2 separate regions of the Homo sapiens genome follow, and region 2 is linked to region 1. A link is a contact called in ENCODE Hi-C or POLR2A ChIA-PET data. All regions are on one chromosome and are shown on one strand. The core of a region is the stretch at or near the end of the contact, and the rest is flanking DNA. Distances in the headings are between cores, read along the strand shown.

The links. A loop is a pair of places that touch in the nucleus more often than their neighbours do. ChIA-PET counts read pairs that join two places held with the same protein, here RNA polymerase II (POLR2A). Pooled maps may share reads with other maps.
Region 2: a loop to region 1 is called in a pooled map, with 3 times the contacts of the local background. The contact joins two enhancer-like sites. A Hi-C loop is called at or near these places in 2 of 50 pooled maps. POLR2A ChIA-PET finds 5 or more read pairs at or near these places in 4 of 52 experiments (H1, Panc1 and WTC11).

The regions. Positions count from the first base shown.
Region 1 is chr2:25,395,489-25,401,621 of GRCh38, forward strand. All of the region lies in intron 16 of DTNB (dystrobrevin beta), which reads right to left. Among named protein-coding and RNA genes, the nearest start is that of DTNB-AS1, 23 kb to the right of the region's middle. RefSeq lists an enhancer at 6,073-6,122. Within about 2 kb of position 4,208, at least 5 of the 41 ENCODE cell types and tissues checked have a DNase peak (open chromatin) inside an H3K27ac peak, as active enhancers do.
Region 2 is chr2:25,661,106-25,667,238 of GRCh38, forward strand. The region is part of intron 1 of DTNB (dystrobrevin beta); the gene reads right to left. Among named protein-coding and RNA genes, the nearest start is that of DTNB, 9.4 kb to the right of the region's middle. Within about 2 kb of position 3,731, at least 4 of the 41 ENCODE cell types and tissues checked have a DNase peak (open chromatin) inside an H3K27ac peak, as active enhancers do.

The sequences.
Region 1 (6,133 bases), core at 2,958-5,457:
TTACATAATATACATGTATATTTATGTACATAAATATATAAATCACAATATATACATAAATATAAATATAAATATATATTTATGTATATTTAAATATTTACATACATCTCTCTAACCACATCAGCATCAGTTTCTAGCAATAGCAAATATTCAAAATCTATGTGACAAAATCATGATTAAACAAATTAATACATGAATAAATCATTGCAACTGATTTGTAGGTATTTCTCATGTAATTGATAAAGGTACTTCCAGTGAGCAAGGAAGCTAGATAAAAATTTATGTTGTGAAGAAAGCACTAGAGATGGAATTTGCATTCTTATTTCAACATTTTCTTTGAGTAAATAAATTAATCCTACTGAATCTTAGTTTTCTCTTACATAATATGGAATATTATAAAAGGATTAATAGACAAGTTAAAAAATGTAGCCCAGAATTACATATAAGGAGCTGTAATTAAATATTCCCTCCCTCCCTCCTGAAGACTGGTGCTAGGACAATTCACAATTGCAAAAATATGGAACCAGCCCAAATGCCCATCAATCAACGAGTGGATAAAGAAAATGTGGTAAATGCATACCATGGAATACTATTCAGTCATAAAAAGGAACAAAACAATGGCATTCACAGCAACCTGGATGGAACTGGAGACCATTATTCTAAGTGAAGTGACTCAGGAATGGAAAACCAAACATCGTTGTTCTTATCCATAAGTGGGAGCTAAGCTATGAGAATGCAAAGGTGTAAGAATGATACACTGGTCTGCAATCCCAGCACTTTGGGAGGCCAAGATGGGCGGATCACTTGAGGACAGGAGTTCGAGACCAGCCTGGCCAACATGGTGAAACTCCATCTCTACTAAAAATACAAAAATTAGCCAGATGTGGTGGTTCATGTCTGTAATACCAGCTACTTGGGAGGCTGAGGCAGGAGAATCCCTTGAACCCAGGAGGCGGAGGGTGCAGTGAACTGAGATTGTGTCACTGCACTCCAGCCTAGGCAACAGAGCAAGACACTGTCTCAGGAGGAAAAAAAAAAAGAATGATACACTGGACTTTTGGGACTTGAGGGAAAGGGTGGGAGGGGGGTGAGGGATAAAAGACTACACATTGGGTACAGTGTACACTGCTTGGGTGACGGGGGCACCAAAACCTCAGAAATCACTAAAGAACTTATCCATGTAACCAAATCTGCCCCTCCCGCCATGTTCCCCCAAAACCTATTGAAATTAATAAAAGGAACTAAAAAAAAAAAAAAAAAAAAAAAGACTGGTGCTAGGGATAGCTCTTGTGACCATTCTGCAGTATCATTAATGTTCTTTTTTCCTAACATTAAAACCTCAGTCTGGGCACTGTTTTGTCTCCCCAGCTACTTTTCCTATTACCACCTTCCAATCCTTCACTGTCATGTATTTGCAGACTGTGATTCTAGGAAAATCTCAACAATTTCTGAATTGAATATAAGATAAAAGGGATAAATTTGTCCTGAGATTTTAGATAACTGAATTTCTTTAAGCCATCTACGGAATAAAGACCAAATACCACCCCCACACCCCCACCTCCCCCACCCAAAAAAAAGTAAAATAGTGCAGCTGCTTTGGACAGACTGGCAGCAATTCCATTCCTAGGTATATATCCATGAGACATGAAAACATGTCCACACAAAAATCTGAACCCAAATGTTCATAGCAGCGTTATTCGACATAGCCAAAAAGTAAAAACAATTCAAATGTCCATCAATTCAGGAGGCCAAGGGAGAAGAATTGCTTGAATCTGGGAGGCAGAGGCTGCAGTGAGCTGAGATAGCGCCACTGCACTCCAGCCTGGATGACAGAAAGAGACTCTGTCTCAAAAAAAAAAAAAAAAAAGAAAGAAAACAGTATGCTACGTGCAAGAAGCCAGTCACAGAAGCCAGTCACAGAAGACCACATATCGTATGATCCCATTTATATAAAATGTCCAGAATAGGCAAATCTCAGGGCACAGGAAGCAGGATAAGAATCTCTGAGGGCTGGTTTCGAGTTTGCCTGGAAATGCCTAGATTAAGTGACCAGTTCAGACAGCGTAGGAACTCAAGATGGAAATTAAATCCACTTAAAGAACAAAAATGGGCCGGGCCCGGTGGCTCATGCCTGTAATCCCAGCACTTTGGGAGGCCGAGGTAGGTGCATCACCTAAGGTGAGGAGTTTGAGACCAGCCTGGCCAACATGGCGAAACCCTGTCTCTACTAAACATACAAAAATTAGCTGGGCATGGTGGCGCATGCCTATAATCCCAGCTACTCAGAAGGCTGACGCAGGAGAATCGCTTGAACCCAGGAGGTGGAGCTTGCAGTGAGCCAAAATCCTGCCACTGCCCTCCAGCCTGGGTGACAGAGCAAGACTGTCTCAAAAAAAAAAAAAAAAAAAAAAAAGAATGACCTCTGAAATGCTAACACACTTCACTGTAAGACAGATGGCCCAGCCAGCATTAAACATATGGCGAGGACTCAGGAATCTCCCTCTGCATGATCTGGGCCAGGCACCATGGCCTGAGGACCGCACATCAGAGTCATAGGACCCAGGTGAACATCCAGGCTGCTTCATAACAGCATGACACTGAACCTTTGCAAATACTTTGATATTGAAATGATGATGGGGGATGAGACAAGAGGGGTAGGCAGGGTGGCCAGCCACATGTGTCTAAAGCTCTAGTATCTGGAAGTGAAACCTCCTGCCCACCATCAGCCTGGAAATAATCAGACCCTCTTCCTGGGATCATTACCTAGGGCATGCCTTCTGAGGAAGATAAAAACCAGATTCTAGAAGTTGTGTTTGTTCAGAGCAGTTGAAAGAGAAAAGCTACGACTCCTGGGCAGGTGTTATTTCTCCATGGGTCTTATGCCCCAGCCCTTGGCGTTAGGATCACACTGGATGAAAATGAAGCCAGGACAGAGCTGTCAGGGCCCTCCGTGAATTCTGGTTTGTGTAGGGTAATACCAGTTTGCAATCCTGGGTGGGTCAGAGGCACAAGTGATAGCTCACCAATATGCATGGGCTTTCGCCAGGCCTGAGGCTAAGGGTTCAGGAAGCCTGGAGACCGGAGCCGATCTTGGATGAGATATACATCACGCAAGGGATGTCAACCAACTCTGTTCCTTGGTGGTTTTGACAAAAAAGCAAAAGTGTGGGCCCATCCACACTTGACTCTGTTGATGGGACTCTGCTCTCTCTTGCCACTCCCTCTGCTGGGAGCACTACTCTCCCCCATGCTGTCTGATTGGCTCCTGCTGGTCCCCTGGGCATCAGTCTCACTACTATCTCCTCTAGGATGAGACAATGTCTTTCTGAGATACTCCCACGGAATCTTGTGTGTCTCCATCACAGCACTATCTCACTTCTTAAATTCCATCCTCTGAATCCCTGTGCTCAGCACAGGTAAATTCTTAATAAATACTTGTTAAATGACAATGAAGTGCATCACATTTTTGGCCCTTTTTCTTCTGTAATGAAAAGTGGAAAAGAGCAGGAAAAGTGCTGGAGCAGGTAGTAATCTCCAGGAAGTAATACATCTATCAGTCGTCAGTGAATCTTTTCTTTTTTGAGACGGAATCTCTCTGTCACCAGGCTGGAGTGCAGTGGCGCGATCTCGGCTCACTGCAACCTCTGCCTCCTGGGTTCAAATGATTCTCCTGCCTCAGCCTCCTGAGTAGCTGGGACTACAGGCGTGCACCACCATGCCCAGCTAATTTTTGTATTTTTAGTAGAGATGGGGTTTCACCATGTTGGCCAGGATAGTCTCAATCTCTTGGCCTCATGATCCACCTGCCTCGCTTGGCTTCCCAAAGTGCTGGGATTACAGGCGTGAGCCATCGCCCCTGACCTTTTTTTTTTTTTTAGACAGGATCTTGCTGTTTCCCAGGCTAGAGCACAGTGGTGTGATCTTGGCTCACTGCAACCTCCACCTCCTGGGTTCAAGTGATTCTCGTGCCTCAGCTTCCTGAGTAGCTGGGATTACAGACATGCACCACCACATCTGGCTAATTTTTGTATTTTTAGTAGAGATGGAGTTTTGCCATGTTGGCCAGGCTGGTCTTGAACTCCTGTTCTCATGTGATCTGCCCACCTCAGCCTCCCAAAGTGCTGTGATTACAGGAGTGCTGGGCCCAGCCAACCAGTGAATCTTTATGTGAGATACTTTAACTAGATAAGCAAATGTGGTCACCAGACCTCTGAGATGGCCCCAAGGGACCCTCCCCTGCATTCATATCCGGGTGGAGTCTCCTCCCCTTCAATGTGGGCTAGGCCTAGTGACTCGCTGCTAATGAATCAGACAAGTGGGATATCACTTGTCTGGGATAAAAACTGTATTTTTCAGATATAAAATTCTGTGACCTATGATCTTCGCTAAGTTAACCTCGTCTCAGACATGGCAAGAACCAACACTTTGCTTCAGTTCTGACCATTCTGTCAGTGAGGAATGCTCTTCTGGGGTCCCAGCAGCATCTCGGTCACGTCATGGCATATTCTGCTTCTAACTTTCCTTTCTCACAAGTGGAGTCCGTACCACAGCTGCTGGCCACGTAGGCCTTGTACAGATGATGCTGATGAGGAGGTGTAGGGAGCAGGATACTCTGTATAAGATGGAACTATCTCAGGAAAGAGTCTGAAATAAGGTCCTTCTAACTAAATAAGTACAAACTGGAGTGTGTGGCGCACATGCAGTCTGAGAAACCTTCTGTGCACAGCAACATTCCTGACATGCTGACAATCACCTCTGAATCTGGCTGGAGTTTGTTCCTTCTGTTTACTTGATAGGCACAGGCCAGACAGAACACACTAAAAATCAAGATGGAGCACCGCACTGTGCAAATGCACCTCGTCTCAAAAGCACAGATGGGCTTTATGTTCAGAGAGGCAGGCCCTTCTCCATGGAGACTGCTGAACACTCCGCTCAACGCGAACCAGTCTAGAATACGCGGCACAGTGGGAGACTTGGGGAGGGGGAGGCATCACAGTTGGCACCCTGAGATTACAGGAAACCTGAGAAACACCTAGAAATCTGCAAAGGTAGAGCAACTAGTCAGGTGGCTCCAAGGATGGGGATATGTTGTCCAATGATAGGCACAAAAGACTCTTGTGCCTCTGGGTTTCAGCTGCCAGGAGAGGGCAATTCGCCTGGAGAAGCAAGGGAAGCTCTGCAATGTGCTACTCAGTGTTTTAAGGTTTCCTGATATAAGGAGTGGAATCTTGTTGTAGTACAAGCTGTAACAAAGGCTTGAGTCCAGCACAGGCCAATCATGGGTCTAACCAATAACTAAACACAATAAATGCCCTGTGACTCAGGTTCTCTCAATACAGAGGTCCCTTGTATAACAGTTGGAAACAATTCTGTTGCAAATGTAGAGCCAGTGAAACATTACAATCTGATAAGCTCTCTAGACTGCTGGCTCTTCATTTTCAAATCAGCAAAGACCCTGAGAACCCGAGAAAGCTCTGCATCATGTTCCAAGAAAAGTGTTCAGAAATTACAAAATCAGAGGGTTCATGACCCCAGCAAACTAGCTTGTTTTAGTCCAACATTCATTTTTCATTTGAGGAGGCTGAGGTCAAGAGAGGTCACAAGGTCACACACAAAATCAGTAGACAGGCTAGGACTGGTCCCTGGGTCTGCTAATTGCCTCAAACTGCTGGCGGAAAACTAAGCATATTGGGATCACAGCACAATGTTTCTGAGACTAAAAGGAACATGGATCAGTCAAGACTTCTGATGACTGACACTAACCGTGATTTTCCAGGGGACAGTCAATTTCATTCCCAGTAAGGAAATGTGAGAAAGGAGAATACAGGGATTATGAAAATCTCTTATGTATAAAAACAATCTCTTGTTGGAGCCAAAACAGGTATAGAAAATGCCAGAGAAGGTGCCCTGAGGACACGGGGATCCTTCACCAGCTCTGCATCTGAGCACAGAGGCAGGGACGCACATGCTGTGGCAGAGAGAACTGGCCAGGAGACCAGCTGCACGGAGAGAAAGGCAGTGTCTTTAGTAGGAAAATGATACTGCACTGTTCTTGGCCATGCTTGGGTGGCCCCAGCATGATGCCTGGCACTTAGTAGGGGCTCCAAAAATAGGACTTCCCTTCTTTCTTTTT
Region 2 (6,133 bases), core at 2,481-4,980, 270 kb after region 1:
GCCTGTTTATGTCTTTTGCAATTAAGCTTTTGTTACAGTAGTCTCAAAATATCTTTTAATCTCAACATAAGGAAGGACTTTCTAAGCAAAAGTTTGCCTAAGTTAAACTACACTTAAATCTAAGTATCAAAACTCATGAGAAAGATGAAAAGACAAGTCACTAACTGGGAAAAGAGATCGGCAATGCTTATAACCAACAACTGGTATCCACGATATGCACAGAATTTGTACAAACCGGTAAGAAAATCTGACCTAAGATATAAGCAGGCGATTCACAGAAGAGACAACAAAAATGGAAAACAAATACATAAAAAGTTGCACATAATAACTCAAGACTAAACTATAATATCTAAGGATCCACAGTTGGGGTAGAAAACCATAAAGGAATCCAAGGAAGGGATTACTATACAAATCAGGACAGCGATTGCTTTGGGGGGAAAGGAAGGGGCTATGACTGGGATGAGGTACATGGAGGAGCTTCTAATAGGGCTGGCAGAATTCTATTTCTTCACCTGGGTGAAGATGACAGAAGCGTTTGCTCTACAATAATTCACTAAGCTATGATTTTTTTAGTATCTGTTTAATTCTGCAACACAAAATTTACAAAAATATAATTTACCCATCACACACATCAAATGAAAAAAATGAGTCTGAAAATACCATTTATATTGGCAAAAATATGAGGTGACATGAATTCTCATATATTGCTGGTGAAAGCATAAATATAACAGCAAAAGCAGTATCTAGTAATATTAAAAATGGATATAGGCCAGGCGCAGTGGCTCCCACCTGTAATCCCAGTATTTTGGGAGGCTGAGGCAGGTGGATTACCTAAGGTCAGGAGTTGGAGACCAGCCTGCCCTACATGGTGAAACCCCGTCTCTACTAAAAATACAAAAAATTAGCTGGGCATGGTCGTGGGCGCCTGTAGTCCCAGCTACTCGGGAGGCTGAGGCAGGAGAACTGCTTGAACCCAGGAGGTGGAGGCTGCAAGGAGCTGAGATTGTGTCACTGCACGCCAGCCTGGGTGACAGAGCGAGACTCCGTCTCAAAAAAAAAAAAACAAAAAAAACAAATGGATGTATCTAATTACCCAGAAATTCCCTTTTTACAACTATGTCCTGAGGAGACACATACAAGAATGCTTATGATGATATTGTTTCTAAACACAAAATCAGAAACAACCTAAATGTCCATCAACAGAAGCATGGGAAAATAAAATTATAGTATAGTCAATCGCACAACAGAATAAAGCAGGGCTACATTTATCGAGATGGATCAATTTCACAATATTAAGTGAAAAAAGTTACAAGAGAATACATAAAAAATAATATTATTTCCATAAAGCTTAAAAACATGCATATTAACAGAAGCAGGACTGGGACTATGGTGATGTGAACGAGGTACCTGGGGCACAAAATTTAAGGAAGCATCACCCTGGGGGTCATGCAAGCCCATGGCTGAGGGGCTCCTTACATTGGGGACCTAGGTGCCTCCTCATCTCACCCTGGCCCTGGCCCTGAATATAACATACAAATATACAAATACACACACACACACACACACACACACACAAACACACACACACACACACACACACACAGCAAAAGTATAAAGAAGTATATGGAAATGGTAATCATCAAATTCAGAAAAGAGAGTATCTCTGGGGATGGAAACAGAATTATGACCGCAGAGGTATACCAACTCCACTGGCTATATTTTCTTTCTTAGGCTGGGTTCTAGGTACAATATAGTCTTCTTTTTTTGTGCTCCATTTACTTAAGTGGAAACATATTTTTTTAATTTTACTTTAAGTTCTGCGATACATGTGCAGAACGTGCAGGCTTGTTACATGGGTATACATGTGCCATGGTGGTCTGCTGCACCTATTGACCCGCCATCTAAGTTTTAAGCCCTGCATGCATTAGGTATTTGTCCTAATGCTCTCCCTCCCCTTGGCCCCCACCCCCCAACAGGCCCCTGTGTGTGTTGTTCCCTTCCCTGTATCCATGTGTTCTCACTGTTCAACTCCCACTTATGAGTGAGAACATGCGGTATTCTGTTTTCTGTTCCTGTGTTGGTCTGCTGAGAATGATGGCTTCCAGCTTCATCCATGTCCCTGCAAGGACATGAACTCATTCTTTTTTTATGGCTGCACAGCATTCGATGGTGTGTATGTGCCATATTTTCTTTATCCGTTCTATTATTAATGGGCATTTGGGTTGGTTCCAAGTCTTCGCTATTGTAAATAGTGCTGCAATAAACACAATGTGCATGTGTCTTTATAGGAGAATGATTTATAACCCTTTGGGTATATACCCAGTAATGGGATTGCTGGGTCAAACGTTATTTCTGGTTCTAGATCCTCGAGGAATCCCCACACCATCTTCCACAATGGTTGAACAATATATTATTCTTTATGCTTTATATGTACTATTTCTTTATAACATTTTAGATCATCTACTTTTAGTAAATTCTCTGGTAAGTCTTATCCTGAGTGTTTTAGCGGGGGTGGGGAGCACAGTTCTCCATATATTTCCATATATTTTATTATTGAAACAGAGTATACCAAATACCATAAGCTCTGTACTTTTATCCAAATATACATGAACTCCCATGAACTCTAAAATTTGGTACAATAGCCATCATTTCAAAATCTTCAGCAACGTGTTCTACCAGTATCTCAACAACAGTTGCTAATACAGGATACTTTTCAGTTTTACACCAAACTCAAATTATTTATCTATATATCATTTCAGCCACTGTTACCAAACAAGAAGAACAAGAGTTTATGACTTTTTGTCTTTTATTCCTAAACCTCAAAAGGAACTTCTAAAAATGTATTATTAACCTTAATAAAATTTTAAGGTACTGGATTATGACTGACAATCACTGAAAAACATCAATAAGTCTGTCTTTATATTCTGAATATTTAGTTTTTAAATATCTCAATTTATAAGATTAGCCCATAATATCATTAGTAAATACCTTCAGGTACAATGTACTCAACAGTGTATATAAGTCCATATTTTAAATAGTATTTTTAGTAATTCTAAGCTATTTTTTATTACTGCTTTTTCATCAATCTGATGAGATCACCATTGTTTTTATATTATGCATTTGACTGACAAGTTCATAATATAAATAGAAGTATCCACTCTGTTTCTTTCTGGCTGTTCACGTGTATTTGTATTATTACTTCAATCTTCTGCTGACTCTGAAACTTCAATCTGCATTTTCTTTGCAGGAATCTTTGTGAGCCATCTGTCTATTTAGCAAAGTTCATTTTATTCAAATCAGGTAATATGATCTGAAAGACCACTAAACCCAGCAGAGGTGAACTAAAACATGTGCTAAAACAATATAAGCAGGTAAATAAGGAGGATCACAGTATCAGCCCCTCCAGGCGGTGGGGTTCCCTAGCTTACCGTACGTGACAGACATCATCAGACACACAGATGAAGTAAAGTGTCAACCTATGGGTCAAATACTGGTAAAACTTGATTGCTCATATTTTCTTGTAACACCCTGCCTAGAGGATCATTTTACATACCTCCCACTTTGGAGACTATTGCTCTTTTTAAAAGTAGGTGAGAAGACAAGACCGTGCTGAGCTTGAGGAGATTTTCAGGATTAGGGGTGTTAGAAGTAGAGAGGAAACTAAAGTCTAAGTGGTCAGGTAACTTGGCCTGAAGTTGCAAAGCTAGGAATCTGCGGAGTTGACCATGACGATGCTAAAGCGCTAGAGCCCATTTTCTTTCTATTGTGTCACATCGCCCCCTCCAGGGCAACATGAGGCCTCAAGGAATAAGGAAAGAACACAGGTCCCAAAACTGTGGTGCTGGATCAGACCTTAAATCATGGAGCTAAGTAGGATCTGAAGAGAGTGCAGCAAAAAGTTTGGATCCTTGTTAGTTCTTACACTCTGTTCTATTCATAGAAAATAGAGTGTTTCACACCTGGACTACGTCTACACGCAGAAGTTACGTAACTCCCACAGTAAAGACTAAAGGAAAAGGAGAGAAGGCTTTGGAAGTGTCTCCAGGATGTCTCTGTACATGCCTTTGTGTTAAATAGCCTTTATTTCCTTTCCATCTTTTTGTTAATTTCTTAACCCTGCCAGCTCTCAGCTACGTCAAAGCATCCAAGTATTGAAATTTCTTATGTAAGTTCACCACCTCCCACCATCTCCCTGTCAGTTTTTCTTTGGATGTCCATTTAATTAAGAAGTCAGTGAGGGGCCAGGCGCGGTGGCTCATGCCTGTAATCCCAGCACCTTGGGAGGCTGAGGCGGGTGGATCACGAGGTCAGGAGATGGAGACCATCCTGGCTAACACAATGAAACCCAGTCTCTAATAAAAATAGAAAAAAATAGCCAGATATGGTGACATGCGCCTATAGTCCCAGCTACTTGGGAGGCTGAGGCAAGAGAATCCCTTGAACCCAGGAGGTAGAGGTTACAATGAGCTGAGATCGTGCCACTGCACTCCAGCCTGGATGACAGAGCAAGACTCCGTCTCAAAAAAAAAAAAAGTTAGTGATGACTAAGACTCTCATTAACACTTAGTTACAACAAGCCAAACTTTATTGAAAGAGAACTTCCTTGCTTATTTCAGAAAAATTCTCAAATATTCTTCCTTTAATACTTCTTTTCTCTTCTCTTTCAGATTTAAAAAAAAAAAAAAAAGGCCAGGGAAAATAAATGTTCATAAAACCTTAAAGATTTGCTTTTTACAAATCTGAGAGAGTTCTCTAGGTTCCAATAAAAAAATTCAGTAACTGCACTCCACTACAACAAAGAGTTCTGAGTAGCTAAATAACCTCACGGGGCTGTGGTAACTCTTAAATCAATATCATGTAAAGCATTTAGCACAATGGCATCCAGTAAGAGCCCAATAAATGTTAGCTACTATTATTGATATTATTAGGTACTATTCAAATATAGTGAAGTTACGATGATATTTAGTCCAAACCTGATTACTACAGCATTTCAGCCCTATTTTAACTTATATATAATGTTAGTATACAAAAATTCAAGTTTAAAATGTGTTTTCTTTAAAGGTTGTGAGGTTTTTTGTTAAAAGTGAATTAACAAGTAAATCATATACATCTGTTTCTCTCAGTTACCTACAACTCAGAGAGATCTGTCCTATTCTTGACATGTTAAAGAAGGGAAAAAATAATTTCAAGAAATGCCCCAAAAAAAGGCCTCCATAAAATTCAACACCCAATTAAAAATATTTACCAAGAACAGAAGAAAACTTCCTTAAATTGACAAAAGACATCTTCCAAAAACCAACAGTAAACATCATATCTAACAGTGAAACACTGGAAACATTACCACTCAGGAAAAAGATTAAAATGCCCATTATTATACTTATTCTTGTACTGGAAGGCCTAGGCAATGCCATAACAAAGAAAAAAGTCTTTGTATAAAGTTGAGAAAGGAGCTTGGCTAATTAAATCTTCTAGAAAGTGGCCAGTAAGTACATTCTTTGATGCATCCTCTCTGCTCTAAATACACAATAATGGATAAAATATTTTTTAACAATTTTTTTTAATTAGGCTCAAAAACAAGATAAACCTCTATTTGGAGAAACAGAATAGATACACAAAGTTGCAAGCAGGACTGAAGCTCTAGGCTTGCTGGATCCGGAGTCTAGACCAGGTGTGCACTTCCTGCAGGTAGTAATGACAGAAAGCAAAGGAGGATGAAGAAACGGAGATATCTGGGCCAGACCCACTGCTCAAGGCCAGCAATGATGCTGGAGCTGAAAGGAAGCTAAAAAATACTGCTGCCAATCTCTGCCTAGAACTACAGTTTATCTAATACTCTAGGCTTAGATAAGTGGGAAGATATAAACAGCCTCAGGACCATACTCTATGAGAGGATCGAAAATAGCCCAATTAACTCAAAGGGCAGGACCCTTGACCCACAATTATCATATCTGATTCTAGACTGAGGCCCAGTAGGTCAGCTGAAGCACCTGAAATATCACCACACAGAGGACAGTGGGCACAGAAGAAAACAAAATTAAAAAAAAAAAAAAGAAAAGAAAACAAAATCAAAAGCACTCACTCTGAAAATGGGTCTGTAATTTGGCTGGGTGTGGTGGCTCACGTCTTTAATCCC